Linked DNA regions of Homo sapiens: region 2 is linked to region 1. The links are chromatin loops, found by intact Hi-C in ENCODE. Cell type or tissue: A673. All regions are shown on one strand.

Region 1 (2,500 bases):
CCAGCCCATTCTGCTTGACCTCCAAAACCATGTGCTCAAAGTAAAGCCTTGACTCCTGGCTTCAGAAACTCTCACAACGGCATTGTAGCTCTTGGGCTGAGCTCCTTACCAAGTATCCTAGAACCCCTAGGATGGGGAGCAAACCATCTCCTGCTCGAGTCTTGTGTGTTGTGGTTGGGAGCTGAGCTTGCAGAACTGGTGCCAACATTGTTGGTCCTCATGGTTGGGGAAGGCATGGACAATGTCATCAGCAGGATCTGTGGAACTGGATGCCAGCCCCTGACCAGAACCAGTCCCTGATGAAGTTCTCATAGGCCATGGAAAAGGAGAAAACCTCAGATAATGCAGCAAATTTTCCAAAACACTAAACGTATTCAACTGCCCTCTATTCAGGGATTACATCTTTCCTACTTTTTGGTGTTAAAACATGCATTGTTTTGTCAAATGATGAGGTGATGAGTAGATGGTAATTTTTAAATGTCATTTTACAAACTAACAACTGGCCACATCTCAATTCCCCGGTTTCCATCATGTTTCATGGTCCGTAAAATAATAAACAATATAACTAACTTTTTTAGAAAAAATGGAGTTGAAAAAAAGGTATTACCTTTATAATCCAAACAATATTGGTATGGATTGAACAAAATTAGAATATTTGTTATGCATGAGAGAAGTATGCCTAATTATCCAATTAAAATAGCTACCTTTCCTTATCCCAGTTATTTTTCCTTATAACATTTATAATTATCTAAATCATACTCCAGTATTTGTTCTCCTTTTTTATGCCAAGTCTTCCTGTGGAGGATGTGTGTTCCACGAGGACAGGATCTGAGTCTGGCTCAAGCTGACACACAGTAGGTACTCAACAAATATGTGTAACATACATAAAGGAAAGAACTTGGACCTAGAGAAGGTGTCTTAAAATATGAGATTCAAGTTTCATGGAAGTTATGGATGGGGTCGACAATATACTAGCATGTGGAACTGTCTGTCTGGAGAAAACTCCTGCAAAGGATTCCTTTGGTCCCCAGTCATTCTGGGAATAAGACATAAAAAGAGAGTAGGTAAACACAGAGGGCAGATTCCTGGCCGGAAGTGTTGGCTTACAGGCTCGGCAGGACGTATTAAGTGGAAGCATACATACAACTCAATTGCAAGCAGCTCTCCACTTCCTGCTCTGCAGAACACTCTCCTTCCCCCAGGCCTCTCAGCTTCCCTTTAGAAAACAAATCGTTTTTACAGTAGTTGATGAGAAAATGCCCTCTTGTGGGCGTGACAGTGGACCACCTCGATCATGTCACGGATTTCTGAAAATGTGGTTATTCCAGAGAATTCCTTCACGAGATTTAAAGGATTTCTTTTTTTTAAATCTCAAACATCAATGCTTTGTTAAAGCAAAAATACATTTTCTAAGAGGCCATTAAACAGTCCTCAATTCACTTCGGCGTGTCTAACTTAGCAATGCAAGTTCTGATTATCTTAAACAGCATCATCACAAAGATAATTATTCTCCTTTCTAAATTTTTGTACGATTTGCTAATGACTGAGTGATTTTTTTTTTAATAGTCATCGCCCAGAATCTGCCTCTTTTTCTGCTCCCAGGGAACCATCACCTGAGATTGACGGGCAGCAATTGAAAATAATAAAATTATGTAAGATGAGCTTGTAATCACCAGCATTTCACAGGAAGCAAAACGCATTTCGTTCTGGCTGAGGAACAGAAAGTTTCTTCCTCATTTTAAATCTGTATCAGAGGTAAAGCCTTCTATTAAAACACAATTCTCTGTACACTTACAGCCTCTGGCAGGCTGCCAAGGAGACTATCATGGAACCACCGCTGCAGAGAAGTAGGCAGTCAAAGGCATCGAGGATTGCTCCTGAGAAAGGATGCAAAGTCTCCAGAATTCTTGGGAGGGCTCTGCCCACAGCTACCCCCCACCTCTTCTGGCCAGGCCTCCCTCCTCAAATGCAAACACATATGCACACACACGCACACACGCTCTTTTTCTGGGAGAGGCATGGCAAAAATAAACACTGAGAAAATTCTTCCCTGTCTTTTGCGCCTGCACACACACACACACACACACACACACACACACACACACTCTCTCTCTCTCTCTTTGGGTTTCATCTTCCCCTTTCTTTTCTCTTTTGGATGTATTATTGTTTTCATCATCATTATTATTAATAAATTGCAAACTCTGCAGTCCAGGACCTGGTTAATTGCACCTTTTTGCTGCATGTAATTTACAGGTACATGTGACCACTTGGGGGCACAGTTATTTGAGAATGCTGGCACTGGCATTCAATAAGGTATGCTTTTAAGGTTTGAAGCCTGCTTTAAGAAAGCCCCAAATCTTGACTCTTACTGGAGCCCCAGCATGGAAGAGAATCCTGAGAATTATTCCTTTAAGGTGAGTCTGAGATTCATTATGAGGGACATTTTTATATGGGATTATACAAAACCATTTGGTTCCTTTCCCATTTTAAAAACTGGTAG
Region 2 (2,500 bases), 160 kb before region 1:
GCAGCAAAAGCTAACTTACATACACAACTGGCTCCAGTCAATGAAGTCTTCTGATATCTTTATTTTGGAATCCGTGTATGGACTTTTTTTTTGCCCAGACTAAGGCTCGTCTCTTACAAGTGTGGCAAAATACATCTTCTTCCCTCTTTTTGCCTCCTTAATCAGAAATTTAAGTTCGGGCCACTCAGCCCAAACTGCAGGCTCTGAAATGGGTGCTTTGAAAATCATGACATTTTTCAATTTTGTACACACTTTGTGACTGACAGGTGGGTTGTAAGTCAATGAATACACAATCAAACTGTAATTGCGACTTAAGGTACAGGCAAAACCCATTAGCTCAGTACTAACATGCACAGGTTGTGTTATCTCACAATGTGTTATTGTTCCCTGATAATTTATCACAAGGCAAATCACAGTTCTTGTTCATGGAGAAAGCAACAGTCTTCTGGATAAAATCACTTGCAGTCTGGAAATTCACGGTGAAAGGGGCTTGAATGATTCTCCCAACTGAGCCCACTCGGCAAGGCAGCCTTCGATTTTCAATGTGAATACAAGAGGAATGAGAGTTCTGTGCAAAAGCATCCTCTCTCCATTCATGGGCCCCAGAAGCACACAACAGGAGGGGCTGCCACATTGGCCCTGCGGTCACTCACATGATCCCCACGGAAATCCCAGATCATCTCCCCCAAGGGGAGCATTCCTCCAGAGAAGCTGGAGCGCATGGGGAAGATATCATCTCCAGCGTTGTCTCTATGATGACACATATCCACCCCGATAGCCCTAAATGCTCATAAATGTCAAAACCCGGGTGTTTTGAGTGTTGACGATGAAGCCTGCAGATTTCATAGCCCCTTTTGGTTCTTCTCGGGCCTCCGACACAGGCGAAGTCGCTCTGCTTCCCAGCTAGATTTATTTTCAAGGGCTTAGCTCTGAGGGACGATGGGAATGTTTCAGCATGAGTGCTCCTGACCACTAGGAAAAAAAGCTCCCAGTACATTTCACAGACATCAGCGAGGATTCTGCAGAGTCCATTCTTTCAGGAACAAAATTGCATTTTATGAAGCCGTCCCTTTTCTGTTTCATCTGTCAAGCAGGTTTGCTGAGAATAATTTAAATTTCATGCAGCAGCAACTGTGGGGCACTGGGGCTTCCCTTCAGGCCCACAAACAGGCCTGGCAGTGGAGTCGCAGTTCTGCTTCTCAGGAGCACCCTGCCCCTGCGGTCCTGACCATTTACAGCCCAGACACACAGTGGTGGGCCAGGGATGGGATGCCATCCCAGTTCCTTAGCATGACCTCATGCCACATCAGACAGGGGATGGGGACAGGCCAATGCACCTTTCTTCAGCCTCCAGCACCAACCACCAGGGGGGGACAGGTTTCCCCGCAAATGTATGAATAACTGGGTAGACCCAGTCAATGGTTTATCTTTCTAAAATTAACTTTTATCGAGTGCTTACCAAATGGCAGGTAGTGTTTTAAGCTTTTCTATGCATATTAATTTAACCAGTTCTCACATCATCCCCATGAGGAGGATTCTATGATTATTCCCAATTCTTAGAGACAAAGAAACTGAGGTTCAGAGACATACTCAGCTTCTAAGTGGCGGAGCTAGGATTCAATCCCAGTGCTGTCAGACTCAAAAGCTTGAAGCTCTTAGCAGTGGTGAAATGCTGAGTTGACATAACCTTTGGCTTAAATTTTCTCACCTATACCACAGAGGTAAATGTGCCCACTTTCTGGCCTGAAATCTCTTGCTTGCTATCAGCTGGGTGGATGAGCAGATGGAAAAGTTACCATAACAATGCTGCAATCATGGTTACCATGGTGAATGCTCTACCAGGCAGCCTGGAGTGGGAAGAGGAGCTGGCCCAGGCTGGTTCTGATTCTAACTCACTGGGTGACCTTGGCAGGCCACATTTTCTTTGGGCCTCACTACTGTGACCTGTAGAATGAGGGGCTGGAGGACGTGGTCACTCTGCTCCTGTTAGGCTCTTGGAACTTGTGTCCTGGGGAGGCTGCTGATTGGTCTGAGCCATGAGTGTGTGTTGCGGGGCTGGGGGAGCCCACCAGACCCTCCCTGTACTTCAGCAGCCCAGGAGTCTGCTTGTCCAACTGGCCTTTCCTCAAGACACGTGAGGAATCTTTAGGCCACAGACAAATGAAGAAGTAGAAAAACCAACTCAGGCCTGAAGGCAGCAGTGACAGAAAGAATTGTCATCACCTCACCGGCCAGCTGCTGGGAGCACAGCCAGCCTCCTCACCCAAAGAGCCTGGCAGAAGCCGGCCCCTGCCTGGGAAGGTGACCAGGCCCACAGGGCTGGGTGGGGAGGGTGATGGCATGGGATGCCCCAGCCCCCAGGGCACGTGATGTTCACCCTGCGCACTGCCTAGCCAAGAGGGGACACTAAGGCCTCACAGTACTGACACTAGTCCCCCAGTCACTTTCCTCAGGGACAGTTGCTGAGTTTCCGAGGGTGGCTCTGGTCCACATGTGGCTC

The links. Hi-C counts contacts between places; a loop is a spot of excess contacts. Peaks named below come from ENCODE experiments on the same cell type or tissue, not always from the same donor. Only the 100,000 strongest peaks of a DNase experiment are listed, where the experiment ranks them.
Region 2: a loop joins it to region 1, with 2.4 times the contacts of the local background. A loop is called at or near these places in 9 of 110 quality-filtered maps.

Annotation. Positions count from the first base shown.
Region 1 is chr2:23,403,332-23,405,831 of GRCh38, reverse strand. The region is part of intron 1 of KLHL29 (kelch like family member 29); the gene reads right to left. Among named protein-coding and RNA genes, the nearest start is that of LINC02923, 17 kb to the right of the region's middle. RefSeq lists an enhancer at 898-1,479. In A673, CTCF peaks have their summits at 1,289 (motif pointing left) and 2,215; DNase peaks (open chromatin) are centred at 1,191 and 1,811; H3K4me3 peaks cover 908 bases; H3K27ac peaks cover 1,628 bases.
Region 2 is chr2:23,565,789-23,568,288 of GRCh38, reverse strand. The region is part of intron 3 of KLHL29 (kelch like family member 29); the gene reads right to left. Among named protein-coding and RNA genes, the nearest start is that of LINC02923, 180 kb to the right of the region's middle. In A673, a CTCF peak has its summit at 1,359 (motif pointing right); a DNase peak (open chromatin) is centred at 1,368.